Regions from separate parts of the Homo sapiens genome. Here region 2 is linked to region 1. Evidence: chromatin loops called from intact Hi-C (ENCODE). Cell type or tissue: Calu3. All regions are shown on one strand.

Region 1 (8,000 bases):
TCTTTCTCATTTCTCCATGGGTCAGGGAGACATCAAGTCAATGGATGTAAAGATGGAAGGATTGGAAGTCCAGGTTCTAAAGGTCATCAATAAATATTAATTTAAAATCAATAACAAATGACTCCAAAGACCCTCCCTGTGTCCATGTGTTCTAATTGTTCAGCTCCCACTTACGAGTGAGAACATGCTGTGTTTGGTTTTCTATTCCTGTGTTAGTTTGCTGAGGATGATGGGGAAACCTAACTCTTTTGCCTTCTGCTCAGTTCTCTAGGTCTACCTTTATTTTCTCAATACATATGTATTTGAATTTCCAAAAAATTATGTAGCTGGTTGCCAAATATCCTTAATTAATGTGATTAGAACAAATGATGTACAGTTGTGTTAAGATTCAGTTTCAGAAGTTAGTGGTTATTACTATGAGTGTGTAGCTTTGTTGTGCACTTTCAGTAGGGATACAGGGTGGGTACTTAGATACTTTATAATGTTGTATAGGATGTTGAGTATGGTTTATAATGTTATCTCAAAATGGTGGTTAAGGGCAAAATTTGAGGGAGGGAGAGTTGTTCTCAATCCTAAGCCTCACCACTACCTGCCCCAGGCATACTGAGAGGCTGTTTACAGAACCAGGCTGATCATCCACCTGTTGGGTAAAGATCGGGATGCCTGAAAGAATGAGGGTGGCTGGGAGAGGCTGGTATTTTACTTCTCAGTTGGGTAGCCCATTAGCCAGGAGGATTACTGATTTATCCTTGGATTCCAGGACAAAGAATAGAGGAATTGAAGAGATAGCCATGTTGAGAGTAGGGTGGAGACGAAGCTGCTTGCACATATACCTTCAACGTGACAAGAAAGTTTGAGTTTGATTAAATTGATGAAACATATGGAAGGTAGCTGGCTTTTCTATCCTGCTGACAGCCCACTTCAGAGAGCTGCCCAGCAGTGAGAAACAGAGAAATGACCCAGATTTGGCAGAAGCGGGGGAGGAATTTGGGAAAGACTGACAGGAAGGTTGTATCTCTTCTGAGATCTTTTCAAAACAAGCTGCCATGGTGCCTCTCACTTGAGCTTCCCTGTCCATGAGGAAGTGAGCATTTGGGTTCCTGCCATGCAGCCAGTCTAGTGGGAAGAGGCAGTGACACTCATCAAAGGGTGGATTGCAGTCTTGGCTAGTAAACTCGGGTCTATAGTCCCCTCTCTCTTTTTTTTTTTGACCCACAAACTGAAGGAACAGAGGGAAGGAGGGGTGTCAGGACTGGGTCACATATCACCACTCTCCATTCCAAACTCAAGATGTGCTTGAGTTGTGGGTGGAGATGGGAGAGGACATCTTTGAATTAAGTTTGAGATTGAGTAGCTTTGAGTCTTAAAAATCCAAAAGAGAACAATTTAATACATTAAACAGGCTGAAGAATATGGAATCTGCACATGTGTACTGTTTTCTGCTAAGTATTCTGGGGAGCGTTAAGTCATCCATGGATCCTCTCCCCAAAAAGTTGAGGTATGGTAGGAAAGGAAACATTAAATCTATTTACACAAGTAAGTGGAAAACAATAAAGCAGAGAGAAAGTCATGAGAAAAAAAACAAATGAAGTTTTAAGACTGTTTAGGGAATGAAGAGATTCTGTATTATTTCAGGGATCAGAGTAAGTTTCACAGAAGAGGCAGAATTTGAGTTTAGGAGGATGGTAAAAATTTAAACACTTAGAACCTGGTAGGGATGATGTTCAGGCAAAGGATGAATCCAAGTGCAGCAGCAGAAGGACATGCTTATGGCCTGGGAGGAAGTGGTTTGGGTGGAACCACTTGAAAGTAAGAGATAAAAGAATATTTGGTCAGATGATAGAAAGCCTTGAGTGTCATTCTAGGCAGAGTAGATTATAATTTGGGCAATGAAAAGTCTTTGGAGTTTCTAACCTGGGCATTATTATGAAATAGATGAGGCAGCTTTTGTCAGAGGCAAATAGTCTGGAAGCTGCCAGTCGCTGACCTTCAAAGCCTGAGAGTTGTGGAGATGAATATCTCAATATACGTGTAGCAAACCTAGCCCACTGTGCCCACTCTGTGTCAGGCACAGTTTAATTGTTGGAATACAAAAATGAGCTGAAGATAAAATTCCCTGCTCTTCCATTCTAATATGGGAAGTAGAAAATGAAAGAACACCTTTATATGATAATGCCGGGAGTGATGAGTGCTAGGTAGAATAAAGGAAAGAGTGTGGTGGTAGGCAGTGTTCCTCCCCAGAAGTGTGACACTCATGGTGGCCTGAGTGAAGTCGTGAGATAAAGATCAAGAGGATTCTAGTAACACAGGTTTGAACTGTTTGAGGAACCACAAGAAGAGCCATGAGGCTGTACGAGAGAGTGAAGCAGAGAATGGTAGGAGATAAAGTTGCAGTTGTAATCAAGGTCAGAGCATGTGGAGTTTGGCAGCTTATAATAAAATGTTTATTTTGCATGCAATGGAAAGGCAGTGAAGATGTTTGAACAGTAGAGTGACATGGGCGAATTTATGTTTTCCAAAGATCATCTGCTGTGGGAGAATAGACTGTATTGGGCAAGAGAAGAAGAAAGGGGACACTTTAGGGGGTCTGTGACCATGGTCCAGGTTTGCGCCAGGCTGTTAGCAATCGCAGTGGAGAGAAGTGGCTGGATTTAAGAAATGCTTTGAAAGTGAGAATAAAAGGAATTGAGAGAAACTAGAGTTGGAATATGAGAAGAAGAGAGACATCTGACTGATTTTTACATTTTTTGTCTTGAAAATGAAATGAATACTTGCTGAGATGTGGAAGTTTAAGGACAAAGTGCATTTGGAGTAAGGGTTTGAGGTACTTTTTAAACATTCAAATGGAAATATCGGGCCAGAAATTGGATATGCAGATCTGAGAGAGTGGAGAGGACAGGAATGGAGTTGTGAATTTTGGAACCTACCTTCCTACAGTATTTAAACCAGAGACTAGAATGAAAGAATTTAATATAAAGTGAAGATAAAAAATAAAAGAAAGAGGAACTAATATTTGTTTTAATCCTGCTAATTGTCAAGCTTTATACTAGTAAAGATGCTTTTACTACATAGTATCATAAGGTAGATATTATTAGTCCCCATTTAATGTTGAGGAAATTGGGGTCTTAAAGATGTTAAGTAGCTCAAAAATTATGTAGCATGAAAGTGAAATAACTGGGATTCTGTTCCAGATCTTCTTGATGCCTATATTAGTCTGTTCTCATATTGCTAATAAAGGCATACCCCAAACTGGGTAATTTATAAAGGAAAGAGGTTTAATTGACTCACAGTTCCACATGGCTAGGTAGGCCTCACAGTCATGGCGGAAGGCAAATGAGGAGCAAAGTCACGTCTTACACGGCAGCAGGCAAGAGAGCTTGTGCAGGGGAACTCCCATTTATAAAACCATCAAATCTCATGAGACTTATTTACTACCAACCATCAGAATAGTATGAGGGAATCTGCCCCCAAGATTCAATAATCTCCACCTGGCCCCACCCTTCACACATGGGGATTATTACAATTCAAGGTGAGATTTGGGTGGGGACACAGCCAAGCCATATCATTGCCTACTTAGGCCACAGGTGACACAACTTTAGACCAGTAGCGATGAGTGCAGGAGATGGGGAAAAACCACGTTATGCAAGCAGTTAAAGATAACAGAGATTTGAAGCTTAAGCAAGTGACAAAATAGTGAACACTCTCTAGAATCAGAAAATTCTATGTTTTTCCTGAAGTCAGAGTCTCCTTTTCCATGTTTTGCTTTGAACCACCTTGTGGAGCTATGAACTGATGTATTCGTGGGAAGGGAGTTCATGCTGCATATGCCATGTCCACATGGTGGTGATGTGCCATGCCAGTGACTTAAAACTTGCCAATAATTGATGTGTGGCTTTACAAATAATCAGCTCATAAATGATCCTTGATATTGCCCACTCTAAAGGTAGGGGCTAAATTCCTCCAGTAAAAGAGAGTCTCCCATTGCTCAGTGGCAGTTTCTTAAGATTTATGTGGAGTTCTGAAAACTTTGAAGAAAATTCCTTCCAGATTGTCTTCAGAGAATGTTTCTGACGTTTCAGAGTAGTCCTGGTAACATCTGGGTAAAACGAGTCACTTATTCATATCTTACACTTTCTGTGTTAGCATAAGGTTGCCTTAATACACAACCACACTGTGATCCACTACATTCTGTTCTTCTACTCAATTTCTGATGCCTACATCTCATTTAATCCCTTGGTGGCACCTAAGTTTAATGACATTGCATCTTATTAATGATGTCTTTCCAGCTGACATTGTAAACTAAAATTTTTGTATAATTTCTTGAGAATTTAAACCTGGGCTTTGTAGTGTGTTAGCCCTTAGCCACGTGTGGTTATTTATACTTAATTAAAGTTAAATGAAATGTAAAATGCTGACCCTTGGTCACACCATCCCCATTTCTAGTACTCAACAGGAACATATGGCTAGTGTCTACTCTTTTGGACAGACAGGAAGTAGAATATTTTGACCATCAGAGAAAATTTCTATTGAACAGGACTGTTTTTAAAAAGCCCCAATGTTCTGCTCATTTACCTCACACGTTCCCTGTTTTGTAAATAAGTCAACTCTATAAGAACTTGGTTCTTTGTGGCAATTGATCCAAATTCCCCTTCCGTATCTCAGACACACACACCTGTCCCAATATGACCAAAGTTCTGTTAATATCATTCAGAACAACCAGAAATAGAAAGGTAGCAGCCAATGGTAACCCACAATGGCTGATGGCTGAGCAAGGGGAACATGACTCACAAGTGGAATGTTGCAGCTAAAAGGGCACACAAAGGTGGAGTAGTAGTACAGGAAGGAGGAATGCAATTAGGAGGTAATCATTACCTTGGTAGAAGCTGTAGATTCTTAGATTCTAATCTTAACTGAATAGCTTGAATGAGATGGAGAAAATGTGAAATTGGCACAGAAGCGTGCAAAGGAGTCATTTAAATACTTAGAATTCAGGAGTGGTTCACATAGGTCAATGCGTTTAAAGCTGATTTGCCTGGAAGAGAGACTCAAACTCTGTAGCACCACTGTTACCCCTCACTCCCCTGGCCTTTCTACCGATGTCAGTGCTGTCTTAACAAACATCTGGATGCCAGTCCTTAGGAACCCTGCTCTTTCTTATACTCTAAGCACATCAGCTGCATAATGATATTAATCTAAAACATTGCTTGAAAGTCTCAGCCCCAGTCAAATTCTCGCAAATTTGAAGTCAATTATATGCCACCCTAAACCACCAGTGTAAACTTAGCACCTTGAGATTCTTATCCACAGAAGAACCAAAATATGAATCAAGATTGATTGATTTAGAAGTTGAGTTTTATAGTAGTGAATGGAGAATTCTTAAGTAACTGTTTTGCAAAAAAAAAAAAGTTTCTACAATGAATTTAGTATATTCTGAGAGAGGAGATTATTTTAAAACCATAAATTTTGCATAAAAATTTCCTTTGGGACAACACTTTAGCTGGGCTTATCACATTACTTATAATTGTGGAATCATGCTTTCTTAGCTACTGTTATTATTATTACTGTTGTTAGAACTTATTTTCACCTATTCAGTCCCAGATGAGGAACCTGAAGCCCAGGGAAGTCATCCCACCAAAGTCACACCCCCAGTAAGTGGCACAGCTGGGATTGATGGAGGCAGCTTTCTGTCTCTCTGATAGAATATTTTTCTTTATCGTGTAAAAATTTAAAATTAGACTAAAGAATGGACTGATCTGAAGATAACTCAGAGAAGTTCACATTTATGAACATGAAAGTTGATGTGTTATGATGAAATTATTAGAGTGTCATGAGAGAAGTAAAATGATAAAGCAAGCTATTATTTCCTGTACCTATCAGAAAGCAAAACACTCCTATCAAAAATATCTTAACATATTTTAATAGAAAGTACAAGTCTTTTAGAAATGGGTGCTTAGCTAGATATCCTTTCAACCTTCCTTTTTTCTGGTGTTCTAAAGTCATAACCAAAGAAATTTGTATTGCTTACACTGAGCATTAGCATACTGATAATGCAGTAACAGGAAATAGTCAGGAAAGGAGAGGAAAGCATAAATAGTTCAAACTTACAAGAGTGGGAGTTGCATAGCCTTTTCGTTGTATTTTTCCTAACATTGCCTGTCTGCCATTGCTCCCCGTCCAGGCAAGGTCCATTCCCCACCCAATAAATAGTTTCCCAGTCCCTCACGTTGCCTTCTCTAGGAGCTCTCACCACATCGTCTTACCATTTTCCCTCCTAAACAGCCACCAGTCACCTCTGAACTCCTCGATGACATCCTTATGTCTCTAACATGTTCTGTTGTGCCAGACACATAGTAGGATCTCAGTAATTACTTCATAAGCAAATGGATAATTCAACATCACTTATTATCCATAGCTATGGATAAGTAACCCTCTCAAAAGGTGTTTTTGATCATATGGGTAACCATAGATCATCGGACTCACCAAAGAAATATGAAAATTTCCTACCCGTTGAAGTGAGTGTCTGATATTTGGAATCGCTGCTTGGAGGCATTTTTCTTCTGGTGCATGAGAGGCAGGGAGCAAGTCTCTTTGCAAGACTTAGTTAACAAACATTTCCCAAGGATGTCAGAATTACATTGTAATAATACATAACTAAATACTATTGCACAGCCTCTCTCTCTGGACCTTCCTTTCTAAACAGAGTTTTATATTTTATCTGAAAGGTCCTTTGTACAAAATGAAAAACTATTCATCAAACAAGGGTCTGTCCAGGTTAGACACTTTGGTCAAGCAATGTAATTCCAACCACCTGCAGTGTAATTTTATAGCAGAAGTAATGCTACAACATGCAAGGCCATTGTCACATGAAAGTAATTGTTAACCTAAAGAAAAAGCAGATTTTCCTTTTTGCTAACATGACAAGATTAAAACCTTTTTACATGTGAGGTTTACATATAATTTGCTCTGATCATTGAACAAAGAATCTTGAACACACTTGGCTGTACTTTTCAATCATTGGCCAAGTTTACAAAGACTTAATTTTTTTTTTTTAAAAAAAGGAAAGATACTTTATTTAAAAGTCTTTTTGACTTTTGGGAACTGAATAACATGAAACTGGTAACTTTCTAAAGGAAAGCTACTAAGTTTTGCAATAAGTGTCTCTTACTTTGTTTCTCTACTATATAAAAATAATTATTTTGATAATCACCATTAATCTTGGCACTCAGATTATTTCTTAGTTCAGACAGGACACATTTCAAGTGTATTCTATTTTGAGATAGGCTCTAACTACCTTTCATTTTAAAGAAGTCTCAGATTCTCCTTGTCACCAAAGTTCTTGACTTTTTAGCCATTTCTGATTGCTACTTAAGTCTTCATCTCCATCCATTCGTCCCTATTCCTGGTGTCCTTGAGATATTCCTGAGGCCTTCTTTGTATACTCTCCAGCTGTATTGGCTTCAGGAGATAGATCAAGATAAGAAGAAATATCATCCTCAATGCCCTCTGCCTGGTGGGCTTCCGCTCAGCTCCTTCCTTTTGTTTAAATCCTTACTTAAAAGCACCATTTTCAATGAATCTTTTCCTCACCAACTCTTACTCCATGTCTACACTCTTAACAAAATTTGACTCTGAGATTAGGAAATAGTGATATACAAGCATATATACACACATATAAATTATATGTATAAAATCTGTAATATATATTATGTACATATAGACTGTTATATTTGTATCACACTGGAATCTATCTATGGATTCCATATATAGCAATTCTCTCTCTATATATATTCTATATATTCCATATATAAAATCTATATGTGGAATTTATATATATAGATTCCAGTGTGCTACAAATATAACAATCTATATATATATATATATGTAGATTCCAGTGTGATACAAATATAACAATGTTGAGTAGAAGAAGCCACATACTAAAGACTACATAATATATAAGTCCATTTACAAAAAGTACAAAATTATGCAAAGCTAATCTACAC
Region 2 (8,000 bases), 640 kb after region 1:
TTAAAGTTGGCACAGCATTCCAATGTAACTATAACCTCAGTATTTTAAAGTGCTTTCATTTGTCTCATGATTCTTGCCCTAAATCCAGTCTTTCTTAAATTAAGACTATGATTATTTTGTTTGCCCTATCTTTATAGAGGATCTCCCTCCAAATTGAATAAACTAATAGTTGTATTTTTATTCTTAGATTTAAGGATTTACTGAGCATAAACTTTCATGTTGTTGAATATATTGTTGGTTGTCTACCCAATGGCCATCCCCTACCCCTTTTATTTCCTTTGTCTCATGATAGAAGCAGAAAATTCTGGCTACTCCTCTCTAGATTCCTGTAGGGCAGAAGTTAGCTATGTGAGCAAGCAAGTCCCAGTAAAAAGAATGTCTTCCAGGAAAGTTCTGGGAAGCACTGTTTTCAAAGCTAAATGAAATGGTGTGCATGAGGAAATCCATGATGATCTTATTTCTTTGAAAGATGCATGTGAATGAAATGCTTGGAACTACCTTGCATCCTTGATGTGACAAGGCTGCAGATAGCATGATAAGGGTGTCTGTGTGAAAAGAGGAACAAAGTTCTCTTTGAGTCACAATTCCACATTCATTTATCTCCAGATTTCTTGTTATGTGTGAAAAATAAACTTTATATGACTTTTAGTTGGACATTTTGTTACTAGCAAAGACATTTGAACTGACAATGTCTCTAACATACTGCTAAGCACTGTGCATATGCTCTTTGTATCTGTTTAAGATAGACACCATATTTTTCTGTATTACTCTTGCAGTTGTTTACTTGTTGAGTGTTGTTGTCTATTTTTTTGTTGTTGTTGTTGCTATCAAGGAATACCTGAATCTGGGTAATATATTTTTAAAAAGTGGCTTATTTGGCTTATAGTTCTGCAAGCTGTATAAAATACATGGCACCAGCCTCTGCTTGATTTCTGGTGAGGGCCTCAGGCTGCTTCCACTCATGGTAGAAGGCAAAGTGGAGCTGGCTGTGCAGAGATCACATGGTAAGAGAGGAAGCAAGCGAGATGGGGTTAGGTGCCAGACTCCTTTCAACAAACAGCTCTCTAGAGAGCACTTAGAGAACTAATAGCGGGAGAATGCACTCACCTCCAACAAGAAAGGGCATTAATCAATCTGTCACTGAGAGATCCAGTTCCATGACTCACACACCTCCCATTAGGCCTCACCTCCAATTTTGGGAATTAAATTTCAACATGAGATTCGGAGGGAATAAACATCTAAAGTATAGCATTACCTAACAGACATTTTTACTGGAATCTTGTGTTAAAAGTTACTTTGGTTATGATCGCTTATAACCATTAGTGAATAATATCTGTCTTTATACTCTGTGATAAAATAAAGATAATAGCTATTAGCAGAACTACTGATGACTTTTTAATAACAGACTTTAAAATTCAAAAAATATTTATGAATAGGAGTAAAATATTGCTACATAAAATTTCATTCTCCCTAATTCTCTTTATCTTGGCAAAAAGGCTGATTTCCTTTGTGAAATGAAAATGCCTAAGAAGCATAAAAGACCATAATGACATGGCTTTTTAAAATTGTGTTTTATGATACTAATGCATTAAGTGCAAGATAAGCTGCATTTATGGGGTTTCTTTTAGTATTTTGGAGAGACAATACTCATTAAAGGTCAATAACATTGCTTGTTTTTTAAAATAATAGAATGTATTTTATGTCAGTCTTTTTCTTAAGAAATGGAATGAAGATATTAAGAAAAAATGTGATTTCAGTAAAAGTATATCTGACTTCTGTCTCCTGAATACCTATAGACTTTGGAAGGGATACCGAGCAGTGATTTGGCCAGAAGTTCTGGCTAGGTACTCTCCAGCATGATGATATAAAACAGGAAGTGCTGACATGGCAAACCCCAGACAAGTCTTTTGGAAAAAGAAGAGTCAAGTCTCAGCCACAAAAATCAGCACATAGCATAAGGGCAGGGGCATCTGGATTTCTCCAAGAAGCCATGGCCAACCTCAGACAAGATTTGAATGGGGTATAGGTCAGAAACAAGAAAGTATGTCCTGGATGTTTACTGTGAATAATTCTATCTGCAGGCGCGTAGATGGCAAATGAACATGCTAGAGTGCAATAACAAAACACAGTCTAAGCAAAAAGGAATTCTGCATTCAGAAATTGACTTACGAAAGGATCATGCTTTATGGATAATTCTTCAGACCCTCACTTTATTCTGTTCTCTGAAATGGTAGAGATAAACAGTGAAACAAAGCAAAATACAAGGAAATATATACCATATCTTATAATAAAAGTCAAAGTGAATAGCTACTCTACAAGATCCACTTCATGAGGAGCTGGATGGTAGCCTCTCCATCTAGAAAGAGGTCAGATGTAAACAACAAGGATTGTTGGATAAAAGTGCCATTGAATAATTTTAAAGGAAGAATTAGATGGGACTAATGCAGTCACTTCGTATTTGTTTGATAGTCATGAAGCTGTAAAATTCACTGAGAAAGAATGCACAAACATTCTATTGCAGTTAATTATGTAGCAGTACTATGAAAATAACTATTAAATTTTAGAGTCATAAATATTTTTACTGCTACAATTAGACAGTGGAAAAGAATTGTTACTATTCACTGGCATTCTTCAAAGTTAATCTCCATGATTCTGTTTTATAATGCATTTATGACAGCATAATCTCATCTCCACTATGTAAATTGAGTTGGATCTTATTTTCTTCTTTCATTTGCGGCACATTTTGCTGGTGGTGGCTGGATGAATGTTTAGGGGAAAGATGGTTTTGTTGCCCTCCAGCCCTTGAATGTCTGGTATAGCACAATCAGGGAATCGGTGTCACATTAAAGCAATTCTTATAATATAATCAAAGTTCTCGTGTTGTACTCTCCTTCAGATGAAACAAACTAATGAAATATATTGACCCTGTTCACGCACTTCTGAAGCAAAATGACTAAGAGGTATCGAGACGACATGAAATACATTGACATTGATTGTGAAGTCGGCATTTCCCAGTCACATTGGGGGCTGATTAAAGTGTCACATTGACAACGTAGCCCCTTTTGAACAGGAAATTAATACCAGCTTGGTGGCAAAAAGATTCTTCTTCCAAAAGGAAACTTGCATCGTCTTTAATGCTTCTTAGTAGAAAAAAAAAAAAAAAAAGAGGTCACATATTTTACACTAGCGTGGCCTTCAGTTTTCTTGTTATGAAATAATAATCAGGAATGTCAACACTGTAGTTACGTTAAAAAAAATAGGATGCTGGCCTGTTGCGGTGGCTCATGCCTGTAATCCCAGCACTTTGGGAGGCTGAGGCAGGCAGATTGCTTGAGGTCAGGAGTTCGAGACCAGTCTGGCCAATATGGTGAAACCCCATCTCTACTAAAAATAATAAAAAATTAGTCGTGCCTGATGGCGTGTGCCTGTAATCCCAGCTACCCGGGAGGATGAGGCAGGGGAATTGCTTGAACCAGGGAGGTGCAGGTTGCAGTGAGCCGAGATCGCACCACTGCACTCCAGCCTGGGTGACAGAGCAAGACTCTGTCTCAAAAAAAAAAAAAATTAGGATGCCTATTGTGTTTAATGTTTATTTTGGTTATGAATAATACTAACAAATGAAGAGACAAAATAGAAATTTTTGAATCTTTCACTAACTCATTTGAGTGGGAATTTAGTTTAAATGCTAAAAGATTAAAACATGAATATTATGTAAATATGTAAGCTTTATTTCTTATATATAGGATAAGAAAAGAACATACGTAATAATTCTTAAATTCTGGTTGTTTGATGTTGTAGCCACACATTTAATTTCATTGGCAGTAAATTTCTGTTTGTAGAAGCTACCACTTACCACTGTTCTAGAATTCATAATGTAAAAGAATCTCCAAGATAAAGATCAAAGTGTGGACACACCTGATTTGCTAAGCGCTAACATCCTGTTCCCCCTTGTCGGGGGGAAGGAAATTATTACTCTAAGTTTCAGGTTTTCCATTGCTTCATTAATTTCCCTTCCACCCTTGTTTAATAATTCACTCAGTAGATAATACAATGTTGGCATACCTTACCTTAGTAGATGAGTAACTGTTGGTTGTGTACGAGAGGCATTTTGCTAGGTGCTCTCTGGCAGAAGTCGTATGGGAGGGATGAGACAGATGAAAAAGGTGGGATGAGGAGGCGTGTGACTAGGGCTGTCTTTCTGAAAGTCCAGCCATGGTAAAATCAAAAAGTAGGCATGCAGGCCTGAGCTCCTGTTGCCTGAATCAGAACCCAGATTCAGCATTGTTCCTACATTATTTACCTTCCCCTTTGCTGACCTTTTGTCGCCGTCACTACTGTGCTACAAAAATTGGATGGCAGTTTCCATCTGTGGTTGTTCTCTTCTCTTGCCCTTTCCCGCAAAATGGCCTCTGGTTATAATTTGATAGTTTTTGTCACTGCGTGTAATAACGAAGAGAGTAAGTATTAGGAATCAATATTTCAGTCCACCCCCAGCCCCATTACAATTGCTCTCCACTTTGAGTAGATTTTATTTGGACCTCCCTGCTTCTCTTCTTACTAATTTGCTTTAAAAGCTCACTGTCTAGCTGATAAAAATGCCTGCTCTACTTCTAAATGCACACACATAAGCACAGAGAGCTGTTTTCTTCATCTGCTAATTTGTAATACTAGAGAGAAAATGAAAAATGATAAAAAAGAAAAAAACTCAAAGGAAATACAGCTTCTTATTCTAGTTATGCCTTCAATACTTCCAGCCTTCAGAATTTAGATTCCACTAACACATAAGTTCAGGCTTCCCAGTATGAGTTGAGAGAATATAGTTTGTTTTTTTTTTTAAAGTGCAGTACAGCTGCTGTGAGGAGTGATACTAAAATATTCTGATAGTTATCCTTAGCTCTGACAGTTAAAACAAAATTTATTGTTGAGTTTCAGGAGTTCTCTATATGCTCTGAATATTAATCTATTTTCTGATGTGTGAACTGCAAATATTATTATCTCCCATTCTGTGGCTTGCCTGTTTACTCTGTTGATATTGTCTTTTGATGTATAATTTTTAAAAGTTTTCATGAAGTTCAATCTGTCTATTTTTTTCTTTGGTTGCCTGCACTTTTGGTGTCATAGCCAAGATCTCATTGTTAAATCTAATGACATGAAGCTTTCCCCCTGTGTTTTCTTCTAAGTCTTTTATAATTTAGCTCTTAGGAGCTAAATTAGGCTGTGGATCTGTTTTGTGGACAAAGGACTTGATTAGTTGTTTCTCCAAACATATACAAACAGCCAGTGAAGATACAAAAAGATGCTCAAAAACCACTAATCATGGGGGAATGCAAATCAAAACTATAAGATCCTACTTCATATACATTAGGATTGCTATCATAAAAAACACATAAAATAACAAGAGTTTCTGAGAACATGGAGAACTTGCAACCCTTATGCAATGCTGTTGGGAATGAACAATGGTACAGCTGGGATGGAAAGCAGTATGGTGGTTTCTCAAAACATTTAAATTAGAATTACCACATGATCCCTAATTTTCACCCCATAACCAAAAGTATTAAAATCAGGGACACTATATTTGTACCACTGTGTTCATAGCAGCATTATTAGCAATAGCTGAAGGTAGAAGCAACCCAGGTGTCTGTCAGAAGATGAATAGATAAACAAAATGTGATCGTAGATAAAGTGGAATATTATACAGCCATAAAAAAGAAGGAAATTCTGACACATGCTACAATGTAGATGAAGCTCGAAGACATTGGGAAAAGTTAAATAAGCCAGGGACAAATGTGGATGATAGCACCAAATGAAGTATTTGGAGTAAAGTCAGAAAGAGAAAGCAGAAGGGTGGTAGCTAGGAACTAGGGGAAACGTAATAAGAATTTATTGCTTAGTGGGTACAGAGATTCAGTTTTGTGAATGCACTTCATGCCATTGAGCTGTGTACTTAAAAATGATTAAAATGGTGAATTTTGTGTAACGTGTCTTTTAACACAATTTTAGAAATAAGCTGCAATTTAGATTTTGACGAATTCTAGGGCAGGAGAAAGGTTAGCTCTTTGGTTAATTAATCAATCAATAAATTCATTCTGTACTCATTATTTATATTACTAGATACGCTAAATATAAAGAATTTAAAGTGTGAGATAAAATTGCTGTGCTCTGGGTCTTATACTCTGAAGAAGAATCAAGTAAAGAAGCAGTTACTAAATATAAAATTTGAAGATTATGGTATATACACTCCAGAGGCCCCTGTAAAAGATGATCTGTTGATATAATAGAAATCCTATCTTAATTTATTTTTAATATAATTTTTATATATAACTCATATATCATGTAATTCACCCATTCAATGTGTAATATTTTCAGTATATTCAGAGTTAAGCAACCATCACCACACTCAATTTTAGAACATTTTCACACCAAAAAGACATTTTCTACTCATTTGCAGCTGCTGTTCATTTTCCTTAACCCTACCTCCGTCCCTGGCACAGACATAGGTAACCTCCAAACAACTTTCTGCCTCTATCTACTTTCTATTTCTTTAGATTTGCTTATACTGGACATTTCACATAAATGAACTCATCCTGTATATGGTCTTTTGTGACCAGCATCTTCTACTTCGCATATTTTTAAGTTTTATCCACATTGTAACATGCATGTGTACTTTATTCCTTTTATTGCTAAATAATATTCTATTGAAAATACTACATTGGATTTATTCATTCATCAGTTGATGATCATTTGGACTTTTTCCCACTTTTTGGCTATTACTAATAATATCTCTATACACATTCATGTATAAGGCTTTTCGTATGGACATATGGTGTCAATTCTCTTATGTGTGTACTTAGGAATGATAACTGTATGCTTATCCTTTGAAGAACTGCCAGATTATATTCCAAGTGGCCTCATCATTTTACATTTCTACCAGCAAAGGATGAGGGTTCCAATTCTCTATATCTTTGATAGTACTTGCAGTTACCTGTCTTTTTTATTATTGTCATCCTAATGGGTATGAAGTGGCATCACATTGTGGTTTTGATTCGCATTTCCCTCTGATTCATTTTCATGAATCCTTTAACATTTATTTTCTTGTGGAACTTTTTAATTAAACAGAATGCTTTGACGTAGTAATACATGTGTGTTTTAGGTGTATGTGTTTGTGTGATAAAGATGCATAATCAAAACTCTTCATTGATGTGTTGTATGATTAAAAATTTGGAGAATGAGAAACTAAGCAGTGAGCGTTCAATATTAAGGAAACTGAGAGTATGGTGAAAATAGCAATAAAAGAGTTCCTAGAGGAAGTTATTCTGGGTGGATATGTACCTGTCAGGCAGTGGAGGAAGACAAGGAAACATTACAGGATAAATGGGTAACATTTAAAAATATCAACAGAAATGTGAGATAATTTGTCAGCCTTGGTGAATTTCAAATATTCTGAAATTACTTGGAAGTGCACAATGCGCTGTAGGGAGTGATAATGTGTGATTCTGCAAGGGAAAGCGGGACCTGTGTGTGAGAGTTCATTCATGTTCTGCTCTCCTCACGTGCAAAAGGGAGGCTGAAGATATTGAGGCTGAGAATGACACTATTTTATTAAAAATTATCCCCACAACTGTTTCGAAAATAATAAATGATGGTTAGTCCAAAGGCAGAGTTATCAATTCAGATGAGAAATAATTAGGACTCAAACAATGTTAGTGCTTTATTATTACTTAGGTTTTAAGTTCTCCTCCATTAAAAATCTTCATCTTGACCTTTGTTGATTTCTAAGCCATTTCTCACTTGTTTTACTATATTACTTGTAATAGGTTTTATTATTAATTTCTACATAAATATGTATCTTTTTGAAAAGTATGTTGTAATTGAAACATCAGAACTTTCCACAGTACTTATTTACAGATAAGGGATGGGGAGTTAATGGGTGGGCACCAGGGAGCCTATATATTTCCTAACATTGTATGCAAATGTGTTTATTTTTTATTTATTTATTTTTT

Evidence for each region. A loop is a pair of places that touch in the nucleus more often than their neighbours do. Peaks named below come from ENCODE experiments on the same cell type or tissue, not always from the same donor. Only the 100,000 strongest peaks of a DNase experiment are listed, where the experiment ranks them.
Region 2: a loop joins it to region 1, with 2.7 times the contacts of the local background. A loop is called at or near these places in 1 of 110 quality-filtered maps.

What each region holds. Positions count from the first base shown.
Region 1 is chr15:96,673,753-96,681,752 of GRCh38, forward strand. No RefSeq gene overlaps it. Among named protein-coding and RNA genes, the nearest start is that of SPATA8-AS1, 110 kb to the right of the region's middle. In Calu3, no CTCF peak of the experiment used is centred here; a DNase peak (open chromatin) is centred at 4,779.
Region 2 is chr15:97,315,475-97,323,474 of GRCh38, forward strand. The region is part of intron 3 of LINC02253 (long intergenic non-protein coding RNA 2253); the gene reads left to right. It overlaps LOC105371006 (a long non-coding RNA gene), which reads right to left and starts at 3,847. Exons shown (of 4, transcript NR_188334.1): 1 at 3,762-3,847; 2 at 2,170-2,222. In Calu3, no CTCF peak of the experiment used is centred here; DNase peaks (open chromatin) are centred at 1,087 and 4,047.